Regions from separate parts of the Homo sapiens genome. Here region 2 is linked to region 1. A link is an interaction called in ENCODE POLR2A ChIA-PET data of the cell type or tissue named here. Cell type or tissue: MCF 10A. All regions are shown on one strand. Links, peaks and the distances in the headings refer to the core of each region. The heading gives the core; the rest is flanking DNA.

Region 1 (15,095 bases), core at 2,070-10,069:
GTGAAAGGATCATATGGGTTTTTCTAGCATGACCTAATGAGATTATGAAATATTTTAAAAATAATTTCCACATATTAAAACATTTTTGCATCCCTAGAATGAATGTTACTTGGTATTAGCAGCTGTTTTTTTTCTTTAAGTTGTAGTATAAGTTCAATTGGATTTACTAATATTTTATTTATTTATTTATTTATTTATTTATTTATTTATTTATTTGAGATGGAATCTCGCTCTGTTGCCAGGCTGGAGTTCAGTGGCACAATCTTGGCTCACTGCAACCTCTGCCTCCCGGGTTCAAGCGATTCTCCTGCCTCAGCCTCCCGAGTAACTGGGACTACAGGCACACATCACCACACCCAGCTAATTTTTCTGTTTTTAGTAGAGATGGGATTTCACCATGTTGGCCAGGATGGTCTCAATCTCTTGACCTCATGATCCGCTGGCCTGGGCCTCTCAAAGTGCTGGGATTACAGGTGTGAGCCACCGCACCTGGTCTTATTTATTTATTTATTATTTTGAGACAGGGTCTCACTCTGTCTCTTGGACTGGAGTACAGTGGCATGATTATAGCTCACTGTAACATTGAACTCCTGGACTCAAGTGATCCCCCGCTTCAGCTTCCTGAGAAGCTGAGACCACAGGTGCACCACCATGCTCAGCTAATTTTTAAAAAATTTTCTGTAGACACAGGGTCTCACTATGTTGCACAGGCTGGTCTCGAACTCCTGGGCTCAAGGGATCCACCTCAACCTCCCAAAGTGCTGGGATTACAGGCATGAGCCACCATGCCCGGCCTAAGAATGTTTACATCTATGTTTGTAATGGAGATATACCAGAAGCTGCAAAATCAGAGGTAACTTGTAGGCCTTGTTTATTTGACCAGCACAGGGTTTTGAAGCATTTGAGTTTGAATTCCTGAAGAAGGGGTGCACACTCACCAGTGCCTGCAGCTCCCACCTTTTCCTTTCATTTCATACCCAATCAGCTGCACCCATTTATGTTATTTTCTGGCTCTTGTAGACACCCCCAGTTTGTGGTTTTCTTTTCTCGTTGTTAAAGCTTTGGTAGATTTGGGAATCAGTTATTCCAGTCTACAACATAAGTTGAAGAGCATTTTTTAAATTCTGTTTTTGAAATAATTTATGTAACAGTAGACACTGCTATTCCTTAAGCATTTGAAAAGTCTTGCTAGCAAAAGCATCTAACAGGAGCCCTTTGAGAGCTAATTCTTTGGTAACTTCTGTTAAATAAAAATTATAGGAGGGCCAGGCATGGTGACTCACACCTGCAATCCCAGCACTTTGGGAAACTGAGGCAGGAGGATTGCTTGAGCCTAGGAGTTTGAGACTAGCCTGGGCAACATAGTGAGACCCTGTCTCTATAAAAATAAAAAAAAATTAGCCAGGCATGGTGGTGCACGCCTATAGTCCTAGCTACTAGGGAGGCTGAGGCAGGAGAATCATTTGAGCCCAGAAGGTTGAGAGTGTAGTGAGCTATGATTGTGCCACTGCACTCCAGCTTGGGCAACAGAAGGAGATCCTGTATAAAAAAAAAAAAAAGTATATATATATGGCTAATTTCCTGTGCTAGACCCCAACATACCAGACTAAAAATCAAAATGGAGTCACTATCTGACCTTGTGAGAAATCAAGAGAGAGAAATAATGGCCAATTTCCCAAACAGGCCAGTTTAAAATTTTAATTGGCATAAGTTCCCTCTGCTTTAATCCTTACATTACAAAGTTAGCCTGAAGTAACCTGATGTTCACTCATCAGTTATTTTCTATTGTTCTGTCTCTATATTCCTGCCTTACCACAAAAAAGTAACTTTGAAAATTAATGAAGATGCTCTTTGCTCATTGCATCTGCTGTTTTCAGCCCTTCTCTGTCTGTAAGCCCAACCTCCTCTGCTGGGCTCCCTGGAATACTTTTCTATTTTATGGGTGAAGTGTTGCCTGATTCTAGAATCACAAATAAAGCCAATTAAGATCTTTAAACTATTTTTGTTGTAATTTTGACTTTTGACCATCCTCCCATCTCCTGCCAAAAAATAGCACAAAATTCTGATAGCACAAAATAACCAATAGGGGGAAAATAGAGGTATTAAAGGACAAAATATCAATTTTGAAACCCCAGCATGAGTGAATCCATTTTGATTTTTAGTCTGGTCTGTTGGAGCCTAGTGCAGGAGCTCAGTACAAAACAATGGCCTCCTATAATTCTTACTTAACAGAATCAACATCGTCATTATGAATGTTATTCTAGAGAAAAATGTAAACACTCCACTGCATCTCTCTTATTTTTCTTTTGCAGTTATTTTATTTATATTGTATGTCAACAGTATGAAGTGTTCCAAAAATGAAAGGTCCACATATCTTTCATTTTTCTATTTAGCCAGCCGAGAGCCCATATGCAATATTCGCTTCCTCTTTGGTCCTCTAGTTGTCTAAAAAGCCTGTGGGGTGGGCACGTGTAATTCACCCGGGGATATGAACTGGGCTTCCACACCCAAGCTGAAGAGCACTGGTGATGGAATATTCTGCTCCTGCAAATCATCTTACTTCTACATGGGGTTGCTATAGGAAGCTGGTCCATAATTAGAAGTTGCCCATACGGGCTTTCACTGCTCCTCTGATCCACTTCCTTGACCTGCTTACTAAGCCTAGACAAAGTGCCCATTACTTGGACTCCCAGGGTTGCAGTCTCAGTGCTCAGCTCTTTCACCCCCAGATTCTATTGGCTAGTATATTTCCACTGTGAGAAGTAGAAACTCTGTCTCCACTCCATTCCAAGTGACTGAAACATTAATGAGGCCAGGTGTGGTGGCTCACACCTGTAATCCCAGCACTTGGGAGGCCAAGTGGGGGTGGATCATTTGAGGTCAGGAATTTGAGACCAGCCTGGCCAACATGGTGAAACCCTGTCTCTACTAAAAATTCAAAAATTAGCTGGGCATGGTGGCACGTGCCTGTAATCCCAGCTACTCAGGAGGCTGAGGTAGAAGAATTGAACCCGGGCGGTGGAGGTTGCAGTGAGCCAAGATCAGGCCGCTGCACTCCAGCCTGGGTGACAGAGCTAGGTTCGGTCTCAAAAAAGAAATAAATTAATAAATAAAATAATGAGGGGAAGGTTGGAAAGTTCATACTTTGACCCACTCTCTATTCTCCAAATACTTAACAATGAGAGATAAAGTTTTTAAAGGCATTGATAAGATATATACAAGCTTAAAAACAGGATAAACATTTAGGTGGATAAGAAAGAGAACAAACTGGAAAGCAAAGTGGTGAGTAGGACCAAAGCCAAGGGCCTATGGGGTAATGGGAACTAAAATGTTGCACAGGGAATGGGGGATGGAACCAGACTCTGGCAGCAGCCACAGACTAGAGTGAGGCTACCCTGCTTGTGAAAGGAGACTGAAAACAAAAAGTGCAGCTGACCAGATCTCAGGAGCTATGGCCCAAATGGTGGACCTAGGAAGGCTGCAGAACAAAAACAGCCTCACAACCCAGACTTAGGTCAAGCCATCCTCTAACTCTGGGTCTGCACATCTCCCAATATCAGTGAAGAGCATGAGTTCCCAACCACTATCACAAAACTATTTCTGGACTAGGGCACAGTGAATGCCATGACGAAACTAAACCCACCAGACAAAAAAGGAGAGAGTAAAAAGCACAATGCAAAAACAAAAATTCTCAGCTACAATGAGCCTGTAAACCCAAATTCCAAAGGACATGAAGAAATGGAATGATAAAAAAGATAGCCAAGCAATTCAACAACTGGAATATGAACTTTCTCCACATGAAATTCATCTCTTGGACTCATATGACAAAGACTTGAAAATAAGGATGGCTCAAAGAAGTAAATGAAGAAATCATCTGACAAACAAGAAATTATGAAACAAATGTAGATGAAAATGAAATGAAGATATACATATGAAATATAAATAATTATACATCTCAGAAATAAAAATGTAGAAAAGCAATAAAAATATCTCAAAAGATAGGGTGAACTTTAGACTGGATATAGTTGAAGATAAAATTAGTGAATTGGAAGATAGCTCTAAAGAATTGACAGTGAATGCAGCAAAAAGAGGTACTTTGATTAAAAATAAGAACAGTTTGAAGAGTAGGAGAATAGATTGAGAGACTCAAACTATGTATAACAGGATTTCCAGAGTAAGAAAATAAGGAAAATGGCAAGGAAATAATATTGAAGCTATGATAGCTGAGATTATTTCAGAATTCAAGGAAAATATTAGTAACATACAAGAGGATTTTGATTTTTAAAACTCAATCTGATACTCTAAGTTTTACTGTTTCTTTAATCAGTTTACATTTAGTGCCATTAATGGATTATTTGGATTTTCTTTGATTATGATTATTCCACATTTTCTGCTCACTGCCTTCTTTCTCCACTTTTTTTCCCTTTACTATATTCTGTTGGATTGGTAAAATCTTCTATTCTCCTTTTTCTCTTCCAGCAGTACCAGGGTTGGTACAGCTTTTATCAACTTACTTAATGGCTTTCCTTAATATTTTCTGTGCTATTCACTCCATTGGTGAGGGAGGGATTCCCATCCTAGGTTTACAGAGATGGCCAAACACACGACATTTGATTCTGGGCAGATGAGATTGACAGTAGTGTATTAGTCACATATACTCATAGCCCAGGGCAGGATATCACACACCATGCAGGGCCACACAGGGGTTGCGCTCAGAGACAGTGAGCAACTAAGGGCTGTGGGAGGCAGGCTTTGTAGTATCAAGAGGATGAGATGTCCCCTAGTTTCAGCAGGAAGATGTGACTGGCTTATGTGGATAATTATGCAGGCTGCAGGCTGGCAGGAAACTGAAACCCACTACTCAGGAATAAGCAGGAAGTGCTCCTGGTCCCCTTGATAAGGGGGGTTATTTGGCTGGGGGACCTTATCCAAGGGAGCAGAGTGAGGAGGTGAACTTGTGGCTAGGCCAGTCAAAGCCTCCCAATTTCACCGCATATAAAGTCAGTATCAGCATTTAATACTGCGCCTGAGTTTTAGGCCTTAAACGCATTTTGCTGTTAATTTTCCTTTCAGGGCTATATAGACTGTTCGTCTGCTATAATCTTCCTTAATAATTTAGAAAGCAAGAATTAGAATTCTTTAAAAAAATTTTTTTTTCTTTTTTTAGACAAGGAGCATCTTACTATATTGCCCAGGCTGGCCTTGAATTCCTGGACTCAGGTGATCCTCCCTCTTCAGCCACCCAAGTAGCTGGGACTACAGGTGTGCACCACTGTGCTAGCTCTAGAATTCTTTTTAAAATTCTACTTGTGTTTACTTACAACTTTTCAGATAATTTTAATGTGACATTGTTCCTCAGTGGGTAGGCCTGTGCAAACCTGTCGCCAAAGTCCAAGGAAACTGAGAGACTGAAGAAAAAGGCTGACAAATTCAGTTTCTTAGAAATAAACAATAGGAAATTAGAAACAGAAGCCAGGTCTGTGTCTTGTGCAGTGGCTGGCAGGGAGACAAGATGTTACCCCCTAAGACCCAGGGCTTATCTACCACAGGGAAGGGGTATATGTGATCCAGAAGGCAGGTGAAGGACAATTGAAGTATGATAACATCAAAGTTGTTTTGACCTAAGGGAGGTAAGTACCTGTTCTTACACAGGTAACAATAGATAGACTGGAAAGCTTAGAGGAATTCCCAGAATTGGGGCTAATCAGAAGTCATCATGGCGGCTTAGCCTCCAATATGGAGTTGCTTTAGCCTTCACAGATATTCAATGATCACAGTCCTCATAGAACTATAATTTTTATTTCCCATTGTAGAAAATTAGTTTCTCCCTATTCATCCCCACTTCTTTTCTCTCTCTACTATGTGAACAAGGATCATTCTCACTTGTTAAAAGTTCATCTGGGGTTATGAACTTTGTCATTTTGGTTTATAATGTAGCTAATTTCTTTTAAGGGAATAATCTCTCTTTTTTTTAATCTTCAGTTTTGAGACTATTTAAAAATATTTAGAGTAATGCATATATATTAACTTGTTCAATGCCCTTTGCCAAGTAGATAATTTAAAAAATTACTTCCTGAGGCAGGCAGATAGCTTGAGCCCAGGAGTTTGAGACCAGCCTGAGCAACATGGCAAAACCCCATCTGTATTAAAAATACCAAAATTAGCCAGATGTGGGACTACCGTCGGTAGTCCCAGCTACTCAGGAGGCTGAGGTGGGAGGATTGCTTGAGCTCAGGGGAGTGAGGCTGCAGTGAACCATGATCACACCACTGCACTCCAGCCTGGGTGACAGAGCAAGGCCCTGTCTCAAAAGAAATAGTTCAAAAATTTCAAAAATAAGGCAACGAATTAATTAAAAACTGTTTCAGAACAGCCAATGATCTCCCTTTCTTTCCCCTCTGCTCTCTACTTAGAATTAACCAGCCTGGCCCGTTTGCTTTGTTGCTTCCACATTCTTCTCTCTGCTCATATAAATATATGCAGATGTCAACCCTTTGGTAGGTTTCCACTCCATGTTTTACAGAAGTAAGATGATACAGAAATTACCCAACACTGTGTTTTTAAATAAATCATCATTTTATCATGGATACCCCTCCAGGTTAATACATAATAGCTACATAATGTTTATTACTTTAGTATAGATACACCATAATTTATTAAGCCATTCACCTGTTATTGGGCATTGAGGTCATTGCTAGTTATTTTGCCCCTACACATATGGCTTCAAGAAGCATCTTAGTTCATATCACCTGATATACTGGTGTCTTTATTTTTGTATGATAGATTTCCAAGAGTGAGATGGGTATGTACATTTCTCTTTTAAAAGATATTGCCAGAACATTGCAAAAAGGTGCTAGCAATCTGTAGTCTTGAGAAGACATGAAAACTCTCCTTCCCCTAAACCTCTAAGCAGGTGCTTCAAGCTAGATATTTTTCTCATTCTTGAGTATTTACATCTGATTTTTTCTCTACTGTCCTGGCATACATCTTCAAGTGATTTATTAAAGAAGAGTATTCAGGAGGGATTCTTTTAAAAATAACTTCCACACCTGAGGTCTTTTTGTTGCCTTCATACATGAATGACAACATGGCCTATCCTTTAGGTTTTTCTAGATCAGTGTAGTTCAAACTACAGGTCACAACCCACTCAATTTAAAGGATTATGGCTACATTTTAAAAAACATAGAATGGGGGTGGGACATGGTGACTTACACCTATAATCCTAGCACTTTGGGAGGCCAAGGCAGACGGATTGCTTGAGCTTAGGATTTTGAGACCAGCCTGGTTGTCTCTACTAAAAAAAAAAAAAAAAAAAAAAAAAATTGGCCAGGTGTGGTGGTGCATGCCTGTAGTCCCAGCTACTCAGGAGGCTGAGCAGGGAGGATTGCTTGAGTCTGGGAGGTGGAGGCTGCAGTGAGCCATGGTTGTGTCACTGCATTCCAGCCTGAACGACAGAGTAAGACCCTGTCTCAATGAAAAATAAAAAAAAATAAGTTAGTCGAGCATGGTGATGTGCACCTGTAGTCCCAGCTACTTGGGAGGCTAAGGTGGGAGAATCACTTGAGCCCAAGGGTTTGAGGCTGCTGTGAGCTATGATCATGCCACTGCACTCCAGCCTGGGTGACAGAGCAAGACCCTGTCTCAGAAAAACAAGAAAAACAAAGCTCCACACAGTGGCTCACGCCTGTAATCCCAGCACGCCTGGTCTAAAAGTACAATGTATTTCTAATGATGACTTGAGATAAAAAGAAATTGACATTTTCTTCTTTTGCATGCTGTAGTCTTGAGAAGACAGTGATTTATTCAAGAAGACTATTCAGGAGGGATAGCTCACAGCAGCCTCGAACTCTTGGGCTCAAGGGAAGTCTGAGATCATTTTAATTTAAGCTCTCTGTTATTTTTTCCCATTTGTTTGTAAGATCCTTATTTATCACTGCCCCTTCCTGCATTTAAATTTGTTTTAAAAACTTTTTAAAAAAAATATGACCAGGCGCGGTGGCTCATACCTGTAATCCCAGCACTTTGGGAGGCTGAGGCGGGTGGATCACAAGGTCAAGAGATCAAGACCATCCTGGCCAACATGGTGAAATCCTGTCTCTACTAAAAATACAAAAATTAGCGGGGCATGGTGGCGCATGCCTGTAATCCCAGCTACTCAGGAGGCTGAGGCAGGAGAATCGCTTGAACCTGGGAGGCGGAGGTTGCAGTGAGCCGAGATCATGCCAGTGCACTCCAGCCTGGGCAAGAGAGCGAGACTCCGTCTCAAAAAAAAAAAAAAAAAAAAAATCCAAGAGAACTAAAGATAGAAAAGTAAAATCTCTGGCCAACCATGGTGGCTCATGCCTGTAATCCCAGCACTTTACGGGCAGGTCACTTGAGCCAAGAGTCCAAGGCCAGCCTGGGCAACATGGCAAACTCCTTTCTCTACAAAAAAATACAAAAGTTAGCTGTGTGTTGTGGCACATGACTGTAATCCCAGCTACTGGGGAGGCATGAGAATCACTTTAACCTGGGAGGCAGAGGTTGCAGTGAGCCGAGATCGCAACTTTGCACACCAGCCTGGGCAACAGAGCAAGACCCTGTCTCAAAAAAAAAAAAAAGAAAAAGAAAAAGAAAAAGAAGTAAAGTAAAATCTCTCTTCCCTTTCAGTTTCCTATTTCAAGGGTGTGTCTGTGTGTCTGTGTGTATGTTCCGGCAATTTTCTTAACTTTTTTAACTTTGAGAATTCCATCATAGTGTGTCTAAGCGGGGCCCTCTTTTCATTAACTTTGCTGGGAAGTCAGAACATGCTCTCAGTTTCCAGTTGAGTTCTTTCTTTACAGCAGGAAACTTTTCCCCTCCCATTTCTTTGAATACTGCTTTCCCTATGTCTGTTTTGTTCTCTCCAGAATTCCGATTATTCCCAGGTTATATCCCCCGTGTCTGACCGCCTGCCTCTTTCTTTTCGTCTTTTTATCATTTTGCCCTTCGTCATGTTAATTTTATTTTCTCCGTGTCTTGTCTGCTATTTACAGCCTCCATCATGGTTTCCCACCAGAGCTATTGTGGTTTCTGTCTCCTTGCTACACTTCCTGCTCTCAGATGTCTCCCTCTTTATTAGGATCTTTTCTAGTTTCTAGATCTTTTCCAGCACCCCATGGAATCTTATTGAGAATTTGAATTAAATATTCAGATTTTTTTTTAAACTTGTGCTGTAGTAAATTCGCTCCCCCACAGAGAGGCAGCTTCCTCCAAACCTTCAGGGATGTTTATCTTTCAAGCTGCAGAATCTTTCCCCAGATCCTGTGAGCTTTACTTTGCCTGGAAAAGTGCACCCACAGTGCACTTGGGGCGGTCTGAAAACTGCGGGGATACGGAGTGGAAGGAAGCTTGGGGGCGCCCTTGCCTCATCATCCCTCCAGCCACCCTGGCCTCTAGTCCTTGCCCTTGAGTGCAGGGGACTCCCTGGGGTAGCTGGCATCTCCTGTTTTTTTGTTTGTCTGTTTTGAGACAGAGTCTTGCTCTATTGCCCAGGCTGGAGTACAGTGGCGCAATCTCAGCTCATTGCAACCTCCACCTCCCAGGTTCAAGCAATTCTCCCGCCTCAGCCTCTTGAATAGCTGGGATTACAGGCACCCGCCATCATACCTGGCTAATTTTTGTATTTTTGTAGAGACGGAGTTTCACCATATTGGCCAGGCTGGTCTCGAAATCCTGACCTCAGGTGATCCACCTGCCATGGCCTCGCAAAGTGCTGGGATTACAGGCGTGAGCCACAGTGCCCAGCCTTCCTGCTTTGACCTGAACACACAGGGTGACGGCTTGTTTTCTCTCAGTGATGCCTTCCATTTGGCCCCATAGTCACAGTCCGGTTGAAGTTCCTCCAGTTTCCTTGGTGTGGATGGCTAGTTTTCAGTTCTGTTGCAAGTCTTCCCCGTTTTCGGATGGCCATTTCAGGGGTATTTTGTTGGGATAGGAATCAGGGGAGACCAAGGACAATATCCAGAGAGCCATGTCTGTGCCACCTGTCTGCCAGGTGCTCCCAGCCAAGTGTTACATATTCACAATTATCATGTCTACTTGAAACTTTGAAAAGGAGAAAACGTAATTACTTTTTTTTTTTTTTGAGGCAAGGTCTCGCTCCATCGCTCAGGCTGGAGTGCAGTGGCATGATCTCAGTTCACTGCAACCTCCACCTCCTGGGCTCAAACGATCCTCCCACCTCAGCCTCCCAAGTAGCTGGAGTTACAGGCGTGTGCCACCCCGCCTGGCTAATTTTTGTATTTTTTGTAGAGATGGGGCTTTGCCACGTTGGCCACGTTGGAGCTTCCTATTCTTAACGTTCTACATTCCACACTTTTTGGCTTTTTTCCTGGTTACTGTGATACAATATTCTGAGGTCAAAGGCTCTGAAGACAGAAGCTTCTGCATGAAAATAGTATCAGGTGGCAGAGCACAGGCCTGGACAACCTCTGAACCACTCATCAGCTGTTACCAGGCATGCACAATCTCATTTGAGTGCAGCTCAAGGTCCCTTCGCTCCTCCAGGCAGGGCTGACCACACGTGCCCGATTCCCAGTGCATGTGCCCCCTACTTCCCCATCAGCGCACTTACCCATACGTGAGGCACTTGTTCCACTCTTGGTCTGTCCTGATTTTAAAAGGTTCCCCCCTGCTTTGATTTCTGATTGTGAAACACTTCAAGAGTCATCTGCTGTGCTTCTAACATTTTAAAAATTATCATAGAGAGGCTAAAACAACTAAAGCCATTCCCAGTTAATCAAGCCTCCCCGGTGTTTGTGCATCAGAGGAGATAATGCAGGAGAAAGCACTCTGAGAACAGAATGCCCAGGGCCCCGGGGGGCTTTGGAAACCTGGAGGGCTAGATCTGGAAACATTGCCTTTTGAAAAGTGGAAGCAGGCCCAGCGCAGTTGCTCATGCCTATAATCCCAACACTTTGGGAGGCAAAGGTGGGAAGATTGCTTGAAGCCAAGAATTCGAGACCAGTCTGGGTAACATAGCAAGACCTTGTCTCTACCAAAAAAGAAAACAAAATTAGCTGGGCGTGGTGTGCGTACCTACAGTTCCAGCTACTCAGGAGGCTGGGGCAGAAGGATCGCTTCAACCCAGGAGTTTGAGGCTGCAGTGAGCTATGACCATACCACTGCACTCCAGCCTGGGTGACAGAGTGACAGCCTGTCTCTGAAAAAAATAAAAATAAAAAATAAGTGTAAGCAACTGCAGTGGACTCTTGAATTCACCTTGTGCCAAGGCTGATTCATATTCTGGGCAAAGCACCAGGAGGGGAATGAGTTACATGGACGAGAAGCAAGTTCCCCCCATCCTTCCTGGAGAGTACCCTTGAGTCATTGACCATCCAGTGTCATCCTGTGACGAAGTAAGTGGTCTGTTCCCCCATGGTAAGGGGTCATGCTGTGCAGAACCAGACCTCCATACTAATTATTTGCTTCTCAGAATTGCTGGGGCTCTGAGGAAGCCCACATAGGCCTGACTCAGTTTTCACTTTGACTCACTGAAAAGAAACTGGCCTGGATTGGCCAGGGATTAACTTTGACTGGACAGCTGATGCCCTCCACAGAGTGGTCTTCAACCCTGGATGACCATCGCCATGAAGCGTCTTGATGTTGGGGAGTTCTGTCCAGGTTGACTGGGGCTCAGGGCCACATCCCTGTTGATCCTTGAGGAGGGGCAGCAGTTCCACCACCAGGCATTCTGGGAAGAGCTAGGTCCCATCATGAAATATCAGAAACTGGGAGGTGAACCTAAAGCTAGGAGGAAGGAAAGCCTCTCCTCTCTCAGGACTGGGTTGTTGTTTGCCCAGGACTCCAAGTAGAGAGGATATTCAGCTTTCATCACCCAGTGGATTTGAACTGAGCACCTACTATGTGCCAGTTACTATTCTTTTAAAACAATTAATTTTTTTGAGACAAGGTCTCTCTCTGTCACCCAGGCTGGAATACAGTGCAAGAATTATAGCTCACTGCAGTCTCGAACTCCTGGGCTCAAGCGATACTACCTCAACTCTTGTGTAGCCAGGACTACAGGTACATGCCGCTGGCCCAGCTAATTAAAACATTTCTTTGTGGAGACGGAGTTTCACTATTTTGACCACGCTGGCCTTGAACTCCCGGCCTTAAGAGATCCTTCCATCCTAGTCTCCCAAAATGCTGGGATTATATGCCTGAGCCACTGTGCCTGGGCCAAGCACTATTCTAAGCACTGGGATATAGGACAGAACAGTCTACCAAAGAGAGAAGGACATAAGCAGAAATGAATGAGTCAGAGAGACGCAGATAGCGGCAGACGCTGTGAGGATCATAAAGAGGCTGAAGCGATAGAGAAGGGCTCAGTGGCTATTGTAGATGGTGTGCTCAGAGAAGCCCCCCTGTGGCAACAGGAGGACAGAAAGCCATGACCAGGACAGGTTCTGGGGGTGTGCATCCCAGGACAAGCACAGGTCCTGTGGCGCAGTGAGTCCGGTGCATTCTTGGAAGAGAAGGAAGGCTCAAGGGGCTGCAGACGGAGGGGCTGAGGGGGAGCAGTAGGACCTGAGGGAAGAGTGATGGCAAAGGAGAAATCCTATACTTGAGGGCGGCTGCCCTGCCCGTAACAGCTGGCTGGGGTGTTCAAGGAGATGTCAGCAGTCCTGGAGGATGAGCTCAGGTTCATTGAGAAGCTGTCGCATGCGTTTTTCTATCTTCTGTTTTCTTCCTCTAGCCTCAAACTTACAGCAGTCCTTAGTAGTTAGAACCTTGTCTCCTCCTATTGTGGAAGGGTCTGAGCCAGTGCCAGGGAGGAAGAGGGTGGGGCTGTAGGAGGCTGGGATAGGTTGCGACAGAGGGGGCAGTAGGAGGAGAGAGCCAAGTGGGCAGTAGAGGCAGAGGCACAGGGCACAAGGATGACCCAAGGGAACAGGTCAGTAGGGCCCAGTGGGTCCCAGGAGTACTGCGGAAGGCTGGGCTTCCTGGAGTTGAGTGGAATGGGAATTGGAGCCCTCAGACTTGTGCCCATTGGGCAGACCCCAGCTGGTGAGGCCAGGGCGTGCTGATAACAGCAGTATCCCCTATAGCAGGTTTCCCAGCTGAGCCCAACCTGTAGAGCTGATGGACTGGGGACCCCATGGGTTCTGTTTATCTGAAATGATACATAGAGGGGCTTGGGCTCTTATGTGGAAGGAGGAATCATGAGCATTTCTTTTATTCACTTTTTGTTCAATTGGTCTACAAAACTTACTGAGCATCTATTATGTGCTAGGCACTGTTATGGGCATTAAGGATATAATAGTGAATTAAGTGGGCAAAAAACCTCTGAGCTCATGGGCTTGGGAGGCCAAGGCGGGTGGATCACTTGAGCCCAGGAGTTCGAGACCAGCTGGTCAACATGGTGAAACCCCGTCTCTACTAAAAATACAAAAATTAGCTGGGTGTGGTGGCATGCCTGCAGTGTGTGTGTGTGCATGCACACACCAGCAAAGAGGAAAATCCAGGAAGGAGAGAGAGGAAGTGGGAGAGGAGAAGGGAGGGAATGGAGGGGCTATCTCCTGGCCCAGCCTGGGAAACAGGTTGAGGATCCTCATGAAGACAGGTGTCAGGCCAGAAGCTGAAGGATGTGGGGACACTCTGGACACCTCTCTGCCCCTCAAAGTCCAAGTGACAGTGGGTGGTATGGAGCTGCCCAGGGCCCTTGTCCCTCTGTTCCTCTACCTCCAGATCTCTACAGAAAGTTGTTTCACGGCCCAGGGGCTCTGGGTGCCCCCAGCATGGACCAGCTGGCCCACGGCATCAGCAGAGGCCTCGAGTGCTGCATGGTTCCAGAATCCACGGCAGTGCTGGGCCCCTTATGAGGGAGCACGTGGGAAGTGGCTGGCTGTGGAGGAGGCTCGGACAGGGAGGCTTGCTGGGCACAGGGAGGCCAGTGCAGAGATGCTGGGGAGGGCGCGGCTGTGCGCCTGGGGTGCTGCAAAGCACTTTGTGGTTGGGCATCAGTGATAACATGGCCTCGTTTGCACTCACAGGCTATTAAGGCCAGGGCTGGAGGACTGGGAGATGCGGGTGCCCCTTCAAACCAACATTCTTTGAACACTTATTAAGTGGAGATGGAGAGAAACAGATGTTCTGTTAATAAAAACTAAATATATTCCCTTTCATTAAAAATGAGGGATTTATTGCATGCATTTGTTACATCCTCTTTTCTGAACTAGACAGTTTATTGTGAGGATTTTAAACTGTTTAAATATTAGGCAACAAAATAAATCTCTCCTTCTGGTGTGAGCAGCATCCCCTGGTGTGATTTGCTTTTGTAATTTCAGCTGACTGCAGCTGCTGACTTCAGGGAAGCACATCAGAGTCGCCGGCTGCGTTGAAGTTGCTGCCAAGCCCATGGCCGCACTTTGCGATGTATGCGTTTTCTGTGAAAACACTCCACAGAAACCCTTTGGGGCCAGTGAACGGTATTTTAAAATTTCCACTCGAGGGCATCGCCCACTCTGGTGGGATAGGGATCGTTTACATCTCACCCCTTATGTGAGGAAGCCCAGGTGGAAACCTGAGGTCACTGGCAGCACCTTTCTGATTAATCCCAAAGGCTCGCCCCAGGCAGCTGCCACACTGCCCTGCCTTTCTTTTTTTAGAGACGGAGTCTTGCTCTGTCGCCCAAGCCGGAGTGCAGTGGCGCGATCTCGGCTCACTGCAACATCCGTGGCCTGCCTCTTAATGTGGCTCCACCAAGAGACATCTGGATCATACTCAGAAGTAATTAGAGCCCAGGAGTTTGAGGCAGAGTGGGCTGCATTCGTGCCACTGCACTCTAGCTGGGGCAACAGAATGAAACTCCATCTCTAAAAAATGAATAAAAATGAAGACATCCATGTCTGTTATCATTTTCTCTAAATTCAAAATTCAGTATACTTTTGGAGACATTACCTCAGGACTAAATGGAATGTAAAGCCAGTCATTCTAAGTAGAATTTTGGGCCTAACGTGGGAAGACAATCTGGGGGAGGGGGTAATAGTAAATCTGCTAGAAGAAACGTTGCTTCTTAACTGGCTCCACTCATATTATTTAAAAATATGTCCTCCTTCTATATGGTCATGGTG
Region 2 (8,000 bases), core at 1-8,000, 150 kb after region 1:
AGGGTCCTGCTGGTCCCGCCGGTCCTGTCGGCCCTGTTGGCGCCCGTGGCCCCGCCGTAAGTACCCTGCTGTGTCCCCCATGCCTTTAGAACTCTACAGATGCAGACAGTGCCCCACTCGATGCCAATGGAACTTCCGCCTGACAGTTTGTCCCTTTCTCTCTTCTAGGGACCCCAAGGCCCCCGTGGTGACAAGGGTGAGACAGGCGAACAGGGCGACAGAGGCATAAAGGGTCACCGTGGCTTCTCTGGCCTCCAGGGTCCCCCTGGCCCTCCTGTAAGTATGCTCAGCCCCTCCCCAGTCCCCATGCTGTGCTGTGGGATAGGAGGGGGAGCTTCGCCTCAGTTTCCCCCTCTGGATAGTCATTCTTTCCCCTCCCTAGTGGGGACTGGGGTCTGAAGATTTGTGGGCATGTCCAAGTAGCTTCTGAGAGGGTGAGGGGTACACAGAGAGGGATTATGGGAGAGGTCTCTGCCTATGGACACCCTCGGGCTAGATTTCCAGAATAATGAAGGGGCATGGGTTGCCCACACTGCCCTTGTCTCTCCAGCCAGGCCCTCAGGCTACATTTGACGCTCACTGGGCCTGAACTGCCTTTTTTATCTGTCCTTCAGGGCTCTCCTGGTGAACAAGGTCCCTCTGGAGCCTCTGGTCCTGCTGGTCCCCGAGTAAGTCATGCCTTCTCTCTCCTCTTCCTGAGCCCCAAGCCCAGGCTCACCTCGGGGACCCTTGCCAGGGACCCAGGCACCCTTTGCCTCTCTGGAGAAGGGTTCAGGGACAGGGAGTGGGCAAAGAGAGGAAGAATCCTGAACAAACAATCTGATCTAGCTTTGGCCTCTCTGCTCCCCAATCCGTCCTCCCCTGGCTCAGCGGCTGGGAGGAGCTATGGCATGTCCTATGGAAAGAGGCTGAGGCTGGCTCTATGAGCCGTGGGGCCAGAGCCAGCAGGGAGGGTGGTGGGCCTCTCCTCCAGAGCTGGGGTTGTTCGGGCTTCTGGCAGCCTTTCTCAAACCATTTCCCCCACTCCAGGGTCCCCCTGGCTCTGCTGGTGCTCCTGGCAAAGATGGACTCAACGGTCTCCCTGGCCCCATTGGGCCCCCTGGTCCTCGCGGTCGCACTGGTGATGCTGGTCCTGTTGTATGTAGCCCCTCATCCCCTCTGCTCATGGCCCTCCAGCCCCCAAAGCACTTGGATGCCGGTAATCCCCACTCTCTTCCCTCTCTGTGCAGGGTCCCCCCGGCCCTCCTGGACCTCCTGGTCCCCCTGGTCCTCCCAGCGCTGGTTTCGACTTCAGCTTCCTGCCCCAGCCACCTCAAGAGAAGGCTCACGATGGTGGCCGCTACTACCGGGCTGATGATGCCAATGTGGTTCGTGACCGTGACCTCGAGGTGGACACCACCCTCAAGAGCCTGAGCCAGCAGATCGAGAACATCCGGAGCCCAGAGGGCAGCCGCAAGAACCCCGCCCGCACCTGCCGTGACCTCAAGATGTGCCACTCTGACTGGAAGAGTGGTGAGGGCCTGCCCTAGCCTCTCCCTCCCTCCTACTCCTGCCATGCCAGGGTCCCCATGCCCATATGTGCCCCTACCATATGGTGCTGGCTGCTCCCTTTCCCTGACTCCATCTTGCCCTGCCCTACCACAGGAGAGTACTGGATTGACCCCAACCAAGGCTGCAACCTGGATGCCATCAAAGTCTTCTGCAACATGGAGACTGGTGAGACCTGCGTGTACCCCACTCAGCCCAGTGTGGCCCAGAAGAACTGGTACATCAGCAAGAACCCCAAGGACAAGAGGCATGTCTGGTTCGGCGAGAGCATGACCGATGGATTCCAGGTGCGTGAGCTGGACCTCAGAGCCAGTGTTAGGAGATGGGCTAGCCCAGTGCTCAGAAGGGACATGAAGTCCTGGAGTAGGTCTCTGCTAAGGGTGATGGACAGAGCTGGGCTGGGAGGCAGGGGTCTCAGGTCCCTGATAGTGGTTCAGACACAGGCTGCCGATGGGCAGGTGGTGCCTCCTCTCGATATAACGGTGCATTGGGCAGCTCTCTGAGGACCCTGGACAGGGAGGCCAGGCAGGACTAGAGGTTCCCGCATAGCGGCTCACTCTTCCCTCTCTCCCCTCCCCTGCAGTTCGAGTATGGCGGCCAGGGCTCCGACCCTGCCGATGTGGCCATCCAGCTGACCTTCCTGCGCCTGATGTCCACCGAGGCCTCCCAGAACATCACCTACCACTGCAAGAACAGCGTGGCCTACATGGACCAGCAGACTGGCAACCTCAAGAAGGCCCTGCTCCTCCAGGGCTCCAACGAGATCGAGATCCGCGCCGAGGGCAACAGCCGCTTCACCTACAGCGTCACTGTCGATGGCTGCACGGTGAGTGCCCAGAATCCCCAGGCAGGGCCCCACCTCTCCGGCCTTGGGCTTTTTGGCCAGGCCATAGTGCCCTCTCTCCATCACTCCCACGTGGTAATGCCCCCTCCCGTTGTCTCCGCCCCACCCCAGAGTCACACCGGAGCCTGGGGCAAGACAGTGATTGAATACAAAACCACCAAGACCTCCCGCCTGCCCATCATCGATGTGGCCCCCTTGGACGTTGGTGCCCCAGACCAGGAATTCGGCTTCGACGTTGGCCCTGTCTGCTTCCTGTAAACTCCCTCCATCCCAACCTGGCTCCCTCCCACCCAACCAACTTTCCCCCCAACCCGGAAACAGACAAGCAACCCAAACTGAACCCCCTCAAAAGCCAAAAAATGGGAGACAATTTCACATGGACTTTGGAAAATATTTTTTTCCTTTGCATTCATCTCTCAAACTTAGTTTTTATCTTTGACCAACCGAACATGACCAAAAACCAAAAGTGCATTCAACCTTACCAAAAAAAAAAAAAAAAAAAGAATAAATAAATAACTTTTTAAAAAAGGAAGCTTGGTCCACTTGCTTGAAGACCCATGCGGGGGTAAGTCCCTTTCTGCCCGTTGGGCTTATGAAACCCCAATGCTGCCCTTTCTGCTCCTTTCTCCACACCCCCCTTGGGGCCTCCCCTCCACTCCTTCCCAAATCTGTCTCCCCAGAAGACACAGGAAACAATGTATTGTCTGCCCAGCAATCAAAGGCAATGCTCAAACACCCAAGTGGCCCCCACCCTCAGCCCGCTCCTGCCCGCCCAGCACCCCCAGGCCCTGGGGGACCTGGGGTTCTCAGACTGCCAAAGAAGCCTTGCCATCTGGCGCTCCCATGGCTCTTGCAACATCTCCCCTTCGTTTTTGAGGGGGTCATGCCGGGGGAGCCACCAGCCCCTCACTGGGTTCGGAGGAGAGTCAGGAAGGGCCACGACAAAGCAGAAACATCGGATTTGGGGAACGCGTGTCAATCCCTTGTGCCGCAGGGCTGGGCGGGAGAGACTGTTCTGTTCCTTGTGTAACTGTGTTGCTGAAAGACTACCTCGTTCTTGTCTTGATGTGTCACCGGGGCAACTGCCTGGGGGCGGGGATGGGGGCAGGGTGGAAGCGGCTCCCCATTTTATACCAAAGGTGCTACATCTATGTGATGGGTGGGGTGGGGAGGGAATCACTGGTGCTATAGAAATTGAGATGCCCCCCCAGGCCAGCAAATGTTCCTTTTTGTTCAAAGTCTATTTTTATTCCTTGATATTTTTCTTTTTTTTTTTTTTTTTTTGTGGATGGGGACTTGTGAATTTTTCTAAAGGTGCTATTTAACATGGGAGGAGAGCGTGTGCGGCTCCAGCCCAGCCCGCTGCTCACTTTCCACCCTCTCTCCACCTGCCTCTGGCTTCTCAGGCCTCTGCTCTCCGACCTCTCTCCTCTGAAACCCTCCTCCACAGCTGCAGCCCATCCTCCCGGCTCCCTCCTAGTCTGTCCTGCGTCCTCTGTCCCCGGGTTTCAGAGACAACTTCCCAAAGCACAAAGCAGTTTTTCCCCCTAGGGGTGGGAGGAAGCAAAAGACTCTGTACCTATTTTGTATGTGTATAATAATTTGAGATGTTTTTAATTATTTTGATTGCTGGAATAAAGCATGTGGAAATGACCCAAACATAATCCGCAGTGGCCTCCTAATTTCCTTCTTTGGAGTTGGGGGAGGGGTAGACATGGGGAAGGGGCTTTGGGGTGATGGGCTTGCCTTCCATTCCTGCCCTTTCCCTCCCCACTATTCTCTTCTAGATCCCTCCATAACCCCACTCCCCTTTCTCTCACCCTTCTTATACCGCAAACCTTTCTACTTCCTCTTTCATTTTCTATTCTTGCAATTTCCTTGCACCTTTTCCAAATCCTCTTCTCCCCTGCAATACCATACAGGCAATCCACGTGCACAACACACACACACACTCTTCACATCTGGGGTTGTCCAAACCTCATACCCACTCCCCTTCAAGCCCATCCACTCTCCACCCCCTGGATGCCCTGCACTTGGTGGCGGTGGGATGCTCATGGATACTGGGAGGGTGAGGGGAGTGGAACCCGTGAGGAGGACCTGGGGGCCTCTCCTTGAACTGACATGAAGGGTCATCTGGCCTCTGCTCCCTTCTCACCCACGCTGACCTCCTGCCGAAGGAGCAACGCAACAGGAGAGGGGTCTGCTGAGCCTGGCGAGGGTCTGGGAGGGACCAGGAGGAAGGCGTGCTCCCTGCTCGCTGTCCTGGCCCTGGGGGAGTGAGGGAGACAGACACCTGGGAGAGCTGTGGGGAAGGCACTCGCACCGTGCTCTTGGGAAGGAAGGAGACCTGGCCCTGCTCACCACGGACTGGGTGCCTCGACCTCCTGAATCCCCAGAACACAACCCCCCTGGGCTGGGGTGGTCTGGGGAACCATCGTGCCCCCGCCTCCCGCCTACTCCTTTTTAAGCTTTTTCTTTCTTTCTTTCTTTTTTTTCTTAAATTCTTGCTTCCTCTTCCCCCCTCTTCTCCGTCCCTTCTCTTTCCCTTCACCTTCTGCCTGCTCCTTCCCAGAGGCCCTGAGAAGGCGAGGCCCGGAGGGAAGGTGACTGTTCGGCTCCCCCATCTCAGGTAAGGGGGACAGCGAGTGTGGTCAGCGGGGGACAGAGAATCCAGGGCGTCAGAAGTCCAGAGAGAACCAGGCACCCGGAGCCAGGGAGACAGCGAGACGACAGCTGGTCACCTCTCTCACCTCATCTCAGGTCTAAACCCAAAAAGAACAAAAAGCCCGCACTCCTCCCTAAGGTCTCCAGAGAGATGGACAAGTCTGTAGATACCATCCATCAGCAATACTAATATCGTGATGTCATTAAGTATTCATGGCCGTTCATTATGGCCTTCAATAATTCATCATTAGCACTTCTACCACACTTAGGACAGTGTAGAAAGGGAATCAGTGTAGAGAGGATAAGAATGATGGCATATAAATGAAGGCTTATTCATATGCAAATTACCCAAAGTTGTGTGATGCCTATCCATCTCTCTTTCTCTCTTTTTTTTGAGACAGAGTCTCACTCTGTCACCCAGGCTGGAGTGCGGTGGCGCAGTCTCAGCTCACTGCAACCTCCGCCTCCCAGGTTCAAGCAATTCTCATGCCTCAGCCTCCCAAGTAACTGGGATGACAGCCATGCACTACCACGCCCAGCTAATTTTTATATTTTTAGTAGAGTCAGGGTTTTACCATGTTAGCCAGCCTGGTCTCGAACTCCTGGCCTCAAGTGATCCACCTGCCTCAGCCTCTCAAAGTGCTGGGATTGCGGACATGAGCCACAGCACCAGGCTCCATCTCTTGATCAATGTGTTGATTGCTTGGTGATGCCTGCCATGCTGCCCAGGAAACCCTGTCCACTTGGACCTCTGGGACTTTAGGACCCTGGCTGTCCAGGCCACATCCCCATCTGCCCTCGTGGGGGACCCAGGGACATCCTGAGCCTGGCATCCAAGGCTCTACCTGGCCACTACCCACCTGCCCAGGCTCACTGTCCCCTCCCCTGCCCACATCTGTCACACCAACCAAAAAGGGTGGCCAACAGTTCTCACAAATGCACTGCATTTCCCCACTTCCAGGCCTTCTAGATGTCCTTTCTCTCTGCATGCTCAACACCCTACTGTCCGGGCCATGCTCAAATGTCTCATTCTCTTCCCATTCCCTTGCCCAACCCAGCCTGAGCTCAGCCCCTCTGAGTTTCCAAAGCTCTCCAGATCCACATAGCTCCCCTCGGTCCTTCATCCTAGGATTGTGGATGTGGTCATGTTTCCATCCTGTTATTCTCTCCAGACTAGAGGCCAGGTGTTGCAATGCAGGGCTAGGCAGAGTCTGTGCTTAGGTACTGGGGAGACTAAAGAGAGAGAGACTGAGCTAGAGAGGCCACCCATTAGGTGAGAGCATGGCGCTGTGTGTGCTTGGTGCACAGGAGTGAGCGAGTGTGAGAGGAAGAGCAAGTGGAAGGCCCATGGGGGAGCAGACAGCAACGGAGGGCGCAGGGCAGGGCTTTCTGCAGCAACAGACATGTCCTAGAGCTGCACCGCCCAGTGCGGTAGCCGCTAACCACATGCAGCTGTTGAGCATGTGAGATGCAGTTAGTGTGACTGAGGAATGCAGTTTCCACTTTTACTGAATTGCAATTAGTTTTACTAACTATATGTGGGATAAGGGTTACCATACGGGGCAGCAGAGCTGTAGGCAAAGGAGTGAATATGCCTCTTGTCACCTCTGTACAAATCTACATGTGGGTACGTGGGTGTGTGTGCACACGCGTGGGCATGTATGTGGACACACGCACTGTGGGTCAGGGCTGCAGCGGGGGCAGCCTTGTGTGGCAGTGCCCCATGGGCAGCTCTGAGCCTGCATCACGTGGTGTGGGGCCGGTGTGTGGTTTCAGTGTGTACAGGACAGGAGGGGAGGGGGACAAAGGGGCCATTGTGCCACATTCCCAACTCAAACCCTCCTTTCCGCTGACATCACAGCCGCCCTAAATACAGCCACCCAGACCCGCTCCCCGAGACCCTCACTATCTCCTGCAGGGTGTCACAGAGCCTGCCGCTCTGTCAGACTCACCTTTGTCTTCTCTGTGAGAAGGACCAGGCTCCTGATTTTTGGCTGATTTTTCAGTCAAGCCCAGATGGAAAATTCTAGAAAGGGAGGAGGCTTCATTTGGATTTTTAATTTCTGCTGCAATCTCAGAATCCTGGGTCCCTTTTGGGACCTAAGCCCCATCTCCTGGCAGGATTTTCTATCACCGGAATACAGTAGATTTTCCCTCCTTTTTTTTTTTTTTCCCCAGCACCTTAACTCTCAGCTTCCCAGACTTTCTCCAATGACAGAGCTGGGTGGGTGGAGGAGGAGAGGGGTTGCAAGAAAGCTTGCCGGCTGGGGTGAGGAGACTGTGTGTGGAGCAGGCGTGAGCGTGGGCCGCGTGGGAAAGAATGCGAGGCTGCCGTCAAGCCCAGCGTCCACACGAGGAGGCCTGCGATGGCGTCTGAGGGAGCAAGGTGAGTGCCACCAAGGGGTCTCTGTCTCCTGGGGGTGCCTGGTGATGAGAATGTGTCTCACTGTCTGTGCCCACCTACCTGTGCACAAATAAATGTATCTGTGTTCACAGGGGCCTATACACATGTATGTGTGTGGGTTGGGGTGGGCGGGCATCTGTGCATGATGAGGGCAGCTTCCCCACACGTATGGCAGTGAAAGCAACCCTGTGTGAACTGTGAGAACACATGGACTGTGGCATTTGGGACATATGTGTACATGGGCATGACAGAGGGCATAGGAGGGTCTGTCTGTGTGATATGGATGAATGGGGCGGGGGAGCAGAGAGGAGTGTGGGAAAAATTAGTGGGGGCTCGGTGTGGGAGGAGACCACTCTCCTGAAGTCCCCCAGCCAGTGGGAGCCCTGGTGCTGGGAAGGCTGAGTCTCCCTGTCCCCTTCCCCTGTGTGCGCTCCAGAGGGTATCAAGTCAGGCCGAGGGCATGTCCACAGTCAGGGAGGCAAGATCCTGGAAGCAGGAGGGGTCTTGTCCAGGAGGGTGGCAGGCCCTCCCCATGCAGAG

The links. Peaks named below come from ENCODE experiments on the same cell type or tissue, not always from the same donor. Only the 100,000 strongest peaks of a DNase experiment are listed, where the experiment ranks them.
Region 2: POLR2A ChIA-PET joins it to region 1 with 5 read pairs; 9 of 35 experiments call an interaction of 5 or more read pairs at or near these places.

Annotation. Positions count from the first base shown.
Region 1 is chr17:50,327,814-50,342,908 of GRCh38, reverse strand. No RefSeq gene overlaps it. Among named protein-coding and RNA genes, the nearest start is that of XYLT2, 11 kb to the left of the region's middle. In MCF 10A, for the core only: no CTCF peak of the experiment used is centred there; no DNase peak of the experiment used is centred there.
Region 2 is chr17:50,180,152-50,188,151 of GRCh38, reverse strand. It overlaps COL1A1 (collagen type I alpha 1 chain), which reads left to right. Exons shown (of 51, transcript NM_000088.4): 44 at 3-56; 45 at 169-276; 46 at 615-668; 47 at 1,030-1,137; 48 at 1,230-1,512; 49 at 1,645-1,835; 50 at 2,132-2,374; 51 at 2,504-4,051. The coding sequence ends at 2,650. Among named protein-coding and RNA genes, the nearest start is that of COL1A1, 17 kb to the left of the region's middle. RefSeq lists enhancers at 2,769-3,759, 5,335-6,230, 6,690-6,984. In MCF 10A, for the core only: no CTCF peak of the experiment used is centred there; a DNase peak (open chromatin) is centred at 3,421.